Linked DNA regions of Homo sapiens: regions 1 and 2 are each linked to region 3. Evidence: chromatin contacts called from ENCODE Hi-C or POLR2A ChIA-PET data. All regions are on one chromosome and are shown on one strand. Each heading gives the region's core, a stretch centred on a gene start or an enhancer-like site at or near the end of the contact. The rest is flanking DNA. Distances are from core to core; before and after follow the strand shown. Region 1 holds the start of PDSS1 (decaprenyl diphosphate synthase subunit 1). Region 2 holds the start of ANKRD26 (ankyrin repeat domain containing 26). Region 3 holds the start of WAC-AS1 (WAC antisense RNA 1).

The links. Hi-C counts contacts between places; a loop is a spot of excess contacts on that map. ChIA-PET counts read pairs that join two places held with the same protein, here RNA polymerase II (POLR2A). Pooled maps may share reads with other maps.
Region 1: a pooled map shows a loop between it and region 3 (9-fold over the local background). The contact joins the promoter of PDSS1 here to the promoter of WAC-AS1 in region 3. A Hi-C loop is called at or near these places in 9 of 50 pooled maps. POLR2A ChIA-PET finds 5 or more read pairs at or near these places in 2 of 52 experiments (OCI-LY7 and activated B cell).
Region 2: a map of CD8-positive, alpha-beta T cell shows a loop between it and region 3 (14-fold over the local background). The contact joins the promoter of ANKRD26 here to the promoter of WAC-AS1 in region 3. A Hi-C loop is called at or near these places in 3 of 168 maps with a recorded cell type or tissue (CD4-positive, alpha-beta memory T cell, CD8-positive, alpha-beta T cell and naive thymus-derived CD4-positive, alpha-beta T cell) and 13 of 50 pooled maps. POLR2A ChIA-PET finds 5 or more read pairs at or near these places in 4 of 52 experiments (activated CD4-positive, alpha-beta T cell, activated T-cell and naive thymus-derived CD8-positive, alpha-beta T cell).

Annotation. Positions count from the first base shown.
Region 1 is chr10:26,695,982-26,699,832 of GRCh38, forward strand. PDSS1 (decaprenyl diphosphate synthase subunit 1) reads left to right here and starts at 1,720. Exons shown (of 12, transcript NM_014317.5): 1 at 1,720-1,859. The coding sequence starts at 1,731. RefSeq lists a silencer at 1,393-2,012 and an enhancer at 1,887-2,775.
Region 2 is chr10:27,098,713-27,102,949 of GRCh38, forward strand. It overlaps ANKRD26 (ankyrin repeat domain containing 26), which reads right to left and starts at 1,782. Exons shown (of 34, transcript NM_014915.3): 1 at 1,373-1,782. The coding sequence starts at 1,614. RefSeq lists an enhancer at 1,219-1,278 and a silencer at 1,449-1,628.
Region 3 is chr10:28,529,568-28,533,603 of GRCh38, forward strand. It overlaps WAC-AS1 (WAC antisense RNA 1), which reads right to left and starts at 2,787. Exons shown (of 3, transcript NR_033805.1): 1 at 2,168-2,787. It overlaps WAC (WW domain containing adaptor with coiled-coil), which reads left to right and starts at 3,551. Exons shown (of 14, transcript NM_016628.5): 1 at 3,551-4,036. The coding sequence starts at 4,013. RefSeq lists silencers at 2,805-3,224, 3,595-3,744, 3,955-4,034 and enhancers at 2,951-3,634, 3,255-3,444.

The DNA of each region.
Region 1 (3,851 bases), core at 470-2,969, 1.8 Mb before region 3:
CTCAGCCTCCTAAGTGGTTGGGATTACAGAACATGCACCACCATGCCCAACTAATTTTTGAATATTTAGTAGAGACGGGTTTCACCATGTTGGCCAGGCTGGTCTCAAACTCCTGACCTCAAGTGATCCACCTGCCTCGGCCTCCCACAGTGCTGGGATTACAGGCTGAGCCACTGTGCCCCCGACCTACAGCATCTTTTTAAGAGCAATGTTTTCTGTTTTAATGTGGCCAAGCAATCTCTAAACGAACATGGTCTGACAAAATTGTGTAGTGACATACTTGACAACTGGGTGAGCTTGAGTGTGATACTTATTTGACCATACGGTATTTCCTCTATATGTTTCCTTATCTTTATATACAAAAAAGGGCAAATGATAATGTCTTAGTCATAGGATCAAGTACAACCCAAGTGCTTACTGCTACACTCTACTTGGCAAATTCCACCTTATGAATGTTTCTTAATATATAAACCTAATCTAAACCAAGATAAGCTACAGGTGCATATTAACAATCTTTACTCATAAAGCTTTGCATATTTTTACATACTATTCTTCAAGATGGAAAAAACACCATCAAACTGGCTTATTTTCATAGATGTCTTTATATAGTCTATGATGTCTTCATTCCATAAAAAATCCACACGATTAAATATGAAATTAATGTACCCAGCTATGAGGCTACCGCATTCTTTAACCCAAGAACAAGAAAATACATGAATCAGAGAACTGCAATTACCTACTTGCTGGTCTATTTCCTCATTAGAGTGAATTTTTTGAGGACTAAATTGCATTTCTCTATCTCTAATGCTTACCCCCTATCTCACTGGCTCTGTGTGTTTGAGTGCATGCGCTGAATGTTTATATCACTTAATTTCTGTTCGGAACACGCTGTCTCTTAGCACCAGTAGATCTGGCCTTAGAGCTAAGGAAAGAAGGCCTTTCTAACCCATAAGGGGTACTAATCCTGTACAGACTCCAATATCTCCCGGGCTGGGTACACGCAGGTTCACACCCAGGTGTGAGCAAGATTGCCAAACTATACCTATAAGGCGTTTGGAGGGGAGAGTCCAAAAGTCACGAGACCCGGCTAATTTAGCTACTATTTCACAACAACCCTGATCGTGGTCGGACTTGTTTCTAGGAAGATGCGATGGGCTGGAACTTCCTTCAAGAACAGATTGCAAAAGGCAGCCGACCAGGGCGTGTCAGGTCACTGCCAAGGGAAGCAGCAGCGGAAACCGTCGCCTCCGGCTTAGGCTGCGGAGCGGGAACCCCATTCTCTGAGTTATGTTTCTGCCTAAACACGCAGAACAAAAGAGTTCGTGGCTGCAAGGGTGGCGCGCGGTAGTATTTCTTGCTAATAAAAGGTCCCCACAGGGACATTTTTGCTATGACTGCAGGCGTGGCCAGTCTCCCTGCACAGCTTCCGGGAAGAGGTGGGGATAGGAGGCTCGCCCCGGGGAAGGTTACGCTCGGGGTCCCCAGACCAGGTCTCCGCACGCCCCTGCCCCGTCGCCTCCCGGGAGCGGCTGCAGTCCCCGTTGGCTGCAGACGGGCAGACACCCGAAGTGTCCGCGCCGGCAGCCGGACCGCAAGCGAGGAAGAGCGAACCGCGCTCCCGGGCCTGGCCGAAGCGCTTCCTGTGCCAGGTTTCCGGCTCCGGGTCCCGGGAGGAGGATCGCGGGCCAGAGGCGGAGCCGCCGCCCTGCCGCGACTTTCAGACTCCGACCATGGCCTCGCGCTGGTGGCGGTGGCGGCGCGGCTGCTCCTGGAAGCCGGCGGCGCGGAGCCCCGGGCCCGGCTCCCCCGGCCGTGCGGGACCGTTGGGGCCGAGCGCCGCTGCCGAAGTCCGCGCGCAGGTGAGGTTGGGAGGCGCGCGCCCGGCGGGGCTCAGAGGTCACGGCTCCAATGACAGCAGTGGGCGGAATGAATGGGAGCGGGGAGCACGTGCGTCGCGACGCGGGGGCGCGCGGGGTAGCTCCGGGGTAGCTCCGGGGTGGGACTCCGGAGCTGAGGGGTGCTCGCGGTGGGACGGAGCCGCGCGTTGGACTGAAGTAGGGGCGCCCTACACGGGGTTGCAGAAAGCGGTGTCCTGGGGACCCCGGGAGCGTTTTGGGGGGTGGAGAAAGCGGTGGGATCCGTGTCCTGGGGGAAGCGCAGGAGCGATCAGATTGACCGCTGCTATATGGACAAGGTTAAGCCTGGAGAGCGACTGCAGCTATTTACTTTGGAGTTAGAGGAAGACAGATCTTGCCTGAAATTTTAGAGCCAAAGTGCTCAGAGCTCTCTCCGAGAAACGGAGGATCGAATCGGCCTCGGAATAGTCCGAAAAGGTCTTGTGGAGAATGCAGGGCTGGTGCTAGGGTGGACCGGACCTTAGTTGTCCAGCAGTGGCCTCGGGAGGAGAGCACACCTGGATGGGGCTGGAATGACACTGGAAGGAGAAAGGCCCGAGGCCGTCAGGAGGAGAGAAACCCTGGAGTCATCTAAAGTCAGAATCTCAGCGATAGCCCATTCTTTCAGGGTCTCCTCTGCTGCCTTTGGGTTCCGATCTCCTTTTTCTCCCTTTCTGGTCAGTTTAGCCCCTGTAAATGGACACTGTGAGCCCTTCTGCGCTTTGTAATGATTCTCAGTGTGCCATGGGGTAGGCCCATGCTATTAGCATAACCGTGCAAAATCTATGGACTCACTGTTACTTAAGTTTATTTGAATTTAGTACTCTTTTAATTCAGATTTGGTATACTTTATGTGTCCGTGTTCTCATCAAACATCATTTCCCAGTATGAAATATATAACACTTATAAATATCTACTTTGTACCAAAGTAGATGCGTATCACAAATTATCCAAAACAAGGCTTGGGCCAGGCACAGTGGCTCACACCTGTAATCCCAGCACTTTGGGAGGCTGAGGTGGGAGAATCGGTTGAGGCCAGGAGTTTGGGACCAGCCTAGGCAACATAGCAAGACTCTGTCTCTATAAAAAATAGAAAAAATTCACCAGGTGGGGTGGTGCATGCCTGTAGTTCTACCTACTCAGGAGCCTGAGGGAGGAGGATTGTTCGATCCCAGGAGTTCAAGATTACAGTGAGCTGTTTATTGTGATAGTGCCAGTGCACTCCAGCCTGGGCAACAGTGTGAGACCCTATCTCTAAAAAATCTAAAGCAAAAAAGACGTTTGGAGACCAAGTGGCAGCTGGGCAACTAGACAATGCTAGAGAGTAAAGAGAACAGAATATGGGGGGTGAGGGGCATGTGGGAGAAGAGGCTTAGAGGAGGAAGGTAGGCTTTGCTGTGATCCATTTCAGGACTGTTCTCTCCAGACTTCAGATATTTCTAGTTCCACAGAAGAAGCCAGTATTTGAAGAGATGGGTGCATCCACCCTCTTATGCCACTACATGCTTCTTCTTCTTCTTCTTTTTTTTTTTTTTTGACACAGAGTCTCACTCTGTCGCCCAGGCTGGAGTGCAGTGGCGGAATCTCGGCTCACTGCAAACTCCACCTCCCAGGTTCAAGCGATTCTCCTGCTGCAGACTCCCAAGTAGCTGGGATTACAGGCGTACACCACGACCCCCAGCTAATTTTTGTATTTTTAGTAGAGACGGCATTTCACCATGTTGCCCAGGCTGGTCTGGAACTCCTGACCTCAAGTGATCCACCCCCTCCTCGGCCTCCCAAAGTGCGGGGATTACAGGTGTGAGCCACCACGCCTGGCCTGACACTTCTTTTTAAAAAAGTTTCTTGCCCACCAAGCAACCTTAGCCAGGGAAAGTGTGCTTTTCTGGAGAGAATATGCTTTATGGCCTCCCCGTCTGCATGACGACAAGGAGGAATTCTGTGGACTCATGATGC
Region 2 (4,237 bases), core at 532-3,031, 1.4 Mb before region 3:
TGATTTTTTTGTATTTTTAGTAGAAACGGGGTTTCACTGTGTTAGCCAGGATGGTCTCGATCTCCTGACCTCGTGATCCGCCCGCCTCGGCCTCCCGAAGTGCTGGGATTACAGGCGTGAGACACCGCGCCTGGCCAAATTTTACCACGTTTTGTACATATTTTCAGCTAACACAAGACCACAGTCTGTATGTATAATCAAACTTTTTTTCTCACTTGAGATACCAAAGTATATCCTCACATGCCAATACACTTCTGTATCTATTGCCACTTTCTTTTCTTTCTTTCTTTTTTTTGAGACAGAGTTTTGCTCTTGTTGCCCAGGCTGGAGTGCAATGGCACGATCTTGGCTCACTGCAACCTCTGCCTCCCAGGTTCAAGCGATTCTCCTGCCTCAGTCTTCGGAGTAGCTGAGATTACAGGCTCCCACCACCATGCCTAGCTAATTTTTGTATTTTTAGTAGAGACGGGGTTTCACCATGTTGGCCAAGCTGGTCTCGAACTTCTGACCTCAGGATATCCGCTTGCCTTGGTCTCCTAAAATGCTGGGTTTACAGGCGCGAGCCACCACGCCTGGCCTCTACTGCCACTTTCAATGGTCACATATTATCATGCACTGACATTTATTCACAAAATCCATTCTATGGGTTCTCCTTAATACACTGCTTAAGCAATGCTGAGAAAAACAAATTACTTGTATATCTATTTCCTAAAGGCATTTTATTTCTTTTTCTTTTTGAAAGATAGGGTCTTGCTCTGTTGTCACTGACATACCTCACTGCAGCCTAGAACTCCTGGGCTCAAGTGATGCTCCTGCCTCAGCCTTCCAAGTAGCTGAGACTATTAGAGTTGGGGGGGGGGGTCTCGCTATAATGCCCAGGCTGGCCTTGAACTCCTGGCCTCAAGCAATCCTCCCGCCTCAGCCTCCCGAAGTGCTGTGATTACAGGCGCGAGCCACCGCGCCTGACGAATAACAGATTTTATAGAAATAATTTTTAACCCAGAAGTTGCTATATTATGGAAACTGCTTATCTCATTATGCACCTTTCCATAAGTGTATGACATTGTATCTTAAATGTGTACATTAAAAATAAAACGCTGTACGTGCTTTTGTTCGTTAATTCACTTTAAAATTGTCACTTAAGTGCTCTCTAAGGGATTTCGGGGGGATCGGAAACCAGCTAGAGTTCTGTTTTTGTTTTTCTGCTCAGAAAGGCGGCCTGGGCGCTGGAGCCCTGCAAGGTGTCACCGTCCCAGGGGCTACGGAGCCCGCGGGAGGCTGATCCAGGCCCTGGGTGGCTCCCACAAAAGGGGCCCCTCTTCCTGCCCGCCTACTCCAGTGGCACTCAGTCCGGGCTTGCGACGCCTATTACCTGTTCATCTTGTCTCTATCGTTCAAGCCATTCTTCCTGAGCAAAAGGATCTGCTGCACTTTCGCCACATTACCCGCGCTGGCAGCTTTGTGGATCTTGCCGAGATCTCGGTCTCGGACGTGGTAGCCGGGCTGCGAGTAGGCGCCCTCCCCCGGCTCGCCCCCGCCTCCCGCGCTGCTCCTCTGCCGCCGCGCGAAGGAGCCCAAGGGCGACTCGCCCTTCTTACTAAAAATCTTCTTCATGGCCCAGGCGACCGGGCTTCAGAGACACCTCATGTCTCTCTCGGCTCTTAACGGCCTCCGGAGCCCAACATAACAAGTCAGCCCCGGCTGGCCGCAGCCTCCCAAAGGAAACTCCGCGGTTTCCAATCTCTCCCTCCGGGTTACCAAGCAAGCGATCCCGCTAGACACAAGTGCGCATGCGCACCTCAGATGGCAAGGTCCACGCGCGTGCGCACGAAGGCCCAGTGGTCAAGTGTGCTCCATGCGCATGTGCAAGGCCCAGACCTCGCAAATCTCGGCGACTGGGACGAGCCCTGCGTTCCTGTCAAACAAATGTCGGTGGGAGTCTGGCTGAGTGTTCAGGACGTTTGCGAAAAGAAGCCTCGCGCCTGTGGGGAAGCAGCCTTTACGCATGACTGGGACTGGAGTAGCGTGGAGTTTTAAGATGCTGAAAGCCTCTTCTCCGAGAAAACTCCCCTAAGAAACTCTCTGAATCTCCCTATCTCTCAGTTTATTCCCCTTCCATGTCCCTTTGGGTGCCATCTGGTCTCCATGAGAACTTAACAGATGCAACAACAGAGGGCACAGGATTTCGGAGATCGTGGCATATGTGTCAAGTGCAGAGGGCACAGGATTTCGGAGATCGTGGCAATATGTGTCAAGTGCAAACTTACGAGGAGAAACCAATGCACATTCTCCAGAAGAAATGAGAACGCATTTCTGCATGCCTCCTTCCCCCACCCCTCTGCCTTTGGCCCAGCCTTATGTTTTATTTTTTGCTTTTGATTTTCCAAGGTTACATCTCTTTCTTCTTTTTTTTTTTTTTTTCCCCAACAGAGTCTCGCTTTGTCGCCCAGACTGTAGTGCAGTGGTGCAATCACGGCTCACTGCAGTCTCCACCTCCTGGGCTCAACGATACTCCCACCTCAGCCTCCTGAGTGAGTAGCTGAGACTACAGACGCAAGCCACCACGCCCGGCTATTTTTGCATTTTTTGTAGAGACAGGGTCTCACCATGTTGCCCAGGCTGGTCTCCGACTCCAGGGCTCAAATGATGCTCCCATCTCAGCCTCCCAAAGTGCTGGGATTACAGGTGTGAACCACCACGCCCAGCCTAGATTGAATAATTTGACAACAAATTGGAATTAGCAACGCAGACGTCAAGTGGAGTCTCAGCAGAAATTGCTGCTGGAATGCACCTCCATAGCTCTGGACAGCTCTAGGGTCCCTTGTGGAGGAGGTGGCTGGCCCCAGAACAGGCGTCTTTATTGCCAAGTGAGAAATGAGCAAAAACAAAACAACACTTCTCAGGCCTCTCCAGCTTAGCTAGATCAAATGGTTTTGATGTGGGAGAGTGGTTTCCACTATCGTCACCAAGAATTTTCCTCCTACACTACCCCAGCTAGAAAGTTATGTTGTCTCCTCAACACTCCCCAAGGTGATCTATGAAGCTAGTCAAGTCCCAGCACTTTAGGAGGCCGAGGTGGGTGGATTACCTGAGGTCAGGAGTTCGAGACCAGGCCAACGTGGTGAAACCCCGTCTCTACTAAAAATACAAAAATTAGCTGGGTGTGGTGGTGCATGCCTGTAGTCCCAGCTACTCGGGAGGCTGAGGCAGGAGAAACACTTGAACCTGGGAGGCAGAGGTTCACACCACTGCCTCTGGAGTGGAGACTCTTGGATGGAGACCACGACTCTCTCTCAAAAAACAAAAACAAAAACAAACAAAAAATACTCAAGTGTGGAGAACACTGACTCTGAACAGAGGACTCTGACATTTCCTAATGCAGCCTGAAATTAAGGCCAAAGACATTACCAGTCTGGATGGATATAGGAATCACACACCACTCTCCAGGTAAGTTGTAGAGATTTGGTTGACTATAGTGTTTTTGTATAGACCAGAGATACCCAAGGACTATATGTTAGGCCAGCTCTGAGGTGTTGAATTCATCAGCCAAATGCTGGATCCCCAAAAAGTTTCTTGGAGTTCATTGAAAGCTAAGATCTCCCATTCATATGGAAATTAATTTCAGATCCAGAGCAGACACCCTCTAGAAAGTTGTCACTTGGAACTCCCATGCCTATCTAAGGCTAAAGTAATGCCCTGGTTCAGTTTTCCTATACCCTCATTTAATAATTATGTCAATGAAATTAATGTGTTAGGGGAATATTTGTTTTATAGTGAAAATCAACTGAGATATGAATGCCTTAGCAAATCCCTTAGATAAAGCTCTTTTTTTTTTTTTTTTTGAGATGAAGTCTCGCTCTGTCTCCCAGGCTGGAGTGCAGTGGCACGATATCTCGGCTCACTGCAAGCTCCGCCTCCTTGGTTCACACCATTCTCCTGCCTCAGCCTCCTGAGTAGCTGGGACTACAGGCGCCCACCACCACACCCGGCTACTTTTTGTATTTTGTTTAGTAGAGACGGGGTTTCACTGTGTTAGCCAGGATGGTCTCAATCTCCTGACCTCGTGATCCGCCCGCCTTGGCCTCCCAAAATGCTGGGATTACAGGCGTGAGCCACCGTGCCTGGCCAGATAAAGCTCTTTAATTCCAGTTCAAGGCTGTCACACGTGTTTTCTCCTTTTAAGAGTTACCAAGAAACTCATCAAACCCTTTTCCAAAACTGGTTCATTCATTCTTTG
Region 3 (4,036 bases), core at 1,537-4,036:
AAAACAAAAAAAGAGCAAATAAAGAAGTCAGTGGATAAGAAGCCAGAAGTAACAGGCAGTTTACATATGGCCTAGTGGATCATGGCTATAACTTTGGCTTTTATTCAAGATTGGAATATTATCTGACTTTTTAAGGGATTACTGCACTGTATGAGACAGCAAACAATGTGGAAGCAGGCATAGAAGGGCAAGATCAGTTAGAAAGCCTTTGCCACGGTCCAGGTTTAATGATGGTGGCTTGGACCAGAGTGAACTTGCTGGAGGTGGGTTACAGAGATCAGATTGTGGATACATTTTGAAGGTAATGCTGGCAAAATTTGTTGATGGAGTCAATGTGAGATATAAAACAATCAAAGATGACTCCAAAGTTTTTAGCCTCCACTAGAAGAATGGAGTTGTCATTTCAAGAGATTGGGAAGATCTCAGCAGGACTTGTTTGGGGTGGGGGGAGATTAAGAGTTTCGTTTTGAATACATTAAGTTTGTGATGCCTGTTAGAAACTCAAGCAGTGCTATACAGTAGGCAGTTAAGTGTGAGTCTTGTGTTCAGAGGAAAGGTGTGGACTGGAAATTCAAATGTGGGTTTCATCCAGCCAGAGATCTGAATGAGATTGCCTAGGGAGAGAGAACAGAGGAGTGCGGGTTGTAAGATTTGAATCTCACGCCACTCCAGCATTTAGAGGCTGGAAAAGAAGGAGAAACCAGTAAGGAGTCTAAGGAACAGCCATTTGGGAAGGAAGAGAAGCAAGAAAGAAAATGAAATCCTGGTAGGCAAGATAAGGAACTTTAAGGAGAAGAAAGTTATCAGCTGTGTCAAATGCTGCTGACAAGTGGAGATGAAGACTGAGAAATAAAAATCAGACTTGAAAACATGGATGCTACAGATGATCTTGAACAGGTCCAGAAGTGTGGGAATGAAGTCTGTGGGTTCGAGAGAGAAGTAAAGATAAAGTATTTCTGTAAAGGAGAGCAGATCAGACTTTTGATAATGTGGTTTTATTTAGAGACAGTGTCTCACTGTCACCCAGACTGGAGTGCAGTGGCAAGATCTTGGCTCACCACAACCTCCGCCTCCCAGGCCCAAGTGATTCTCCTGCCTCAGTCTCCCGAATAACTGGGATTACAGGCGCACACCACCACACCTGGCTAACTTTTATATTTTTAGTACAGATGGGGTTTCAAAATGTTGGCCAGGCTAGTCTCAAACTCCAGACCTCAAAATGATCCACCTGACTTGGCCTCCCAAGGTGCTGGGATTACAGGCATGACCCACTGCATCCGGCCTATTTACTTTTTGAGACAGGGTCTCCCTCTGTCGTCCAGGCTGGAGTGCACTGGTGTGATCATGACTCACTGCAGTCTCGAACTCCTGGACTAAAGTGATTGTTCAGCTTCAGCCTCTGGGAGTAGCTAGGAATACAGGCATGCATCACCATGCCTGGCTACTTTTGAGCAAATGGTTTATACCAATTTCAGCAGACATCTAGTTATCAAACAAATTAGTAGTAATTTTGCTGCCAGTTTTCAAAGTTTCTATGAAATGTTATTTGTTGTACTCCTCTGATGTTTGTCTTCAATGGATTCACTACAAATATGTCAGAAATTACATGTTAAGATGCTACCGAATTTTTTTGTTTTCATAATTTCAGTCACTGTCAATTTTTTTTTTTAGTTACTGGTAGTTTAAGAGAGCATTAAATAGGCTTTTTATTGGTCTGCACATCTCCACAAACAGCAATAAGCTCTACATCTGGCAGATGGATGTGACAAATAAGATTATGTAATTAAAATTTTTTTTCCAACCAGTTGTGATTTCAGAGCCTTTCTCCCTACATCATTCCATCTCTCCATTCTATTAGGTCTAGCAATAACGTAACTTCTTGGATACCAAGTAAATCAGTTACTTTTTATTTTTTGGAGGGGGTTGTTTCTTCTGACTTGTTTACTATTTGCCTCTTCTGTGTTAATCACCTAATTATGTTTACCACAATTCTTTTCATTAAACTATGTTGCCTTACAAATAGTGCAAAAAAAAAAAAAAAAGTCAACCAATCACCCGAATACCACCACTCTCAACTAACGGTTGTTTGGTATACTTCACGTTTCTTCTCTCAATGTACCTGCAGCAGTACATAAAATCAAATTTGTAGCAATTTCACTTAACACACCTGAGAACTTTCACATGAATTTTCTTTCACCAATGGACTTCAGCGAGGAAGAAACAGAGGAGGGAAAAGTGAGAGATAAAGAGAGGGTGGGCAGGGCACCGCTGGGTATGGAAAACGTTAGAAAGGGATGGAAAACGTTAGAAAGGGGTGAAAAGCCGAGCGCAGTGGCTCACGCCTGTAATCCCAGCACTTTGGGAGGCCGAGGCGGGAGGATCGCTTCAGGCCAGGGGTTCGAGACCAGCCTGGGTAACACAGCGAGACCCTATCTCCGGAAAAACTTTTTTTAAAAAATTAGCCGGGTGTGGTGGTGCATGCCCGTGGTGCCAGCTACTTAGAGGGCTGAGGTGGGATGACCCGTAAGCCCCGGAGGTCGAGGCTGCAGTGAGCCGTGATCGCGTCACTGCACTCAGACTGGACGACAGCGCGAGACCTGTCTCAAAAAAAAATAACAAGGGGTAGGGTGGGGCAGTGAGATGGTTCAGCGTTGTTCCCAAGGAACTCATCTCCCTAAATTTCCAGTCTCAAGCGCCGCTTTCATTCCCTGCCCCGAGCGGCGCTCCCCGCTCCGTGCACGCATCTCCGCTGAGGGCCGCCCTGACGCACGGCCTTCTGCCTTGAACACAGAACCCCTCAGCCCTTCCTATTAGCCGTTTCTGGCCGGGACTGCACGCGCTCCTTCCTGCCTCGGGGCGCAGGGTGAGACTTACGTCTAAAGGGCGCCCGGCGAGCTCGCAGCAGCCCCTGCCCCGCGGAGGGCCGGTGGCGCGCGGCGTCCGGTGAGGGGCAGCGGCCCGGGCTCGGTTCCGGCTTCCAGCAGCGGCCCGAAGGCGCCGGAGCACGCTCCCCGCTCCCCAGAACGCAGCTTCCGCGGCTGCAGCCCAGGCAGCTCTTCGGGAAGCGTCCGCCCGTGGTCTCGCCAGGGGGTTTCCGACCTCCCCGCCCGACAGCGCAGGGGCGGGGGCCGCGGCCGGAGAGCTCGCCCGAGAGCACCCCCTCCCGCTGCGCCTCTGGGCGCACGCGCAGCCGCTGCAGCCTCCCTTATTTAGTCCGCGATGGCTTCCCTCGCGCCCCACCGTCCTCTTCCGGAAGGCGGCTCCCTCCCTGCGCAGCCCGGAGCCCCTGAGATCAGCCTCGAGCAGGCGCCCGAGCGAGACTATCCCTAAACGGGAACGGCGGTGGCCGACTCGCGAGTGAGGAAAAGAAGGAAAGGGCAGACTGGTCGCGAAGAGAAGATCCAGGCCTCAGAGGAGGAGAAAGGCCGGAGCCAGCCGAGGTTTGCCGAGGGCGGTGTTCCGGACCCGCGCGGTGCGGGGAGGAAGGCCGAGGGTGGGAGAGGAGGGGCCCGGCGGAAACTGCCGAGGTTTCCCGAAGGCGGCAGCGTCCGAGTTGCCCGGATGTAGTTGGTGGAGCGGCAGCGGCGGCACCAGCGGCGGCGGCGGCGGCGGGAGGAGGAGGAGGAGAAGAAGGACCAGGCGGCGGCAGCAGCGGCGGCGGCGGGGGGAGGAGGGGAGGAGGCGGCGGAGCAGGAGGAGGAGAAGGCGGAGGAGGCAGTCGCTCTCCGCGGGGCTGAGCCGGACGCGTCGTCTTGCCCCCCTCCCCCCGGTTCGCGGTGCCGCCGTGTAGTTGGCGCCGCTGCCCCGGCTGAGAGTGAGCGTGGTGTCGACGGAGGGAGATGGCCCGGGAGCGCCGGCGCCAGTAACTGGGAGCTGATGAGAGTCGCCGAGGGCGCGCCGGGCCCAGGTGCCGGGGCTGCCCGCCGCCCGCCGCCGCCGCCGCCTGCGCGCCCGCCCGCCTTTCGCGGCCGCTCTCCCCCCTCCCCGACACACACTCACAGGCCGGGCATTGATGGTAATGTATGCGAGGAAACAG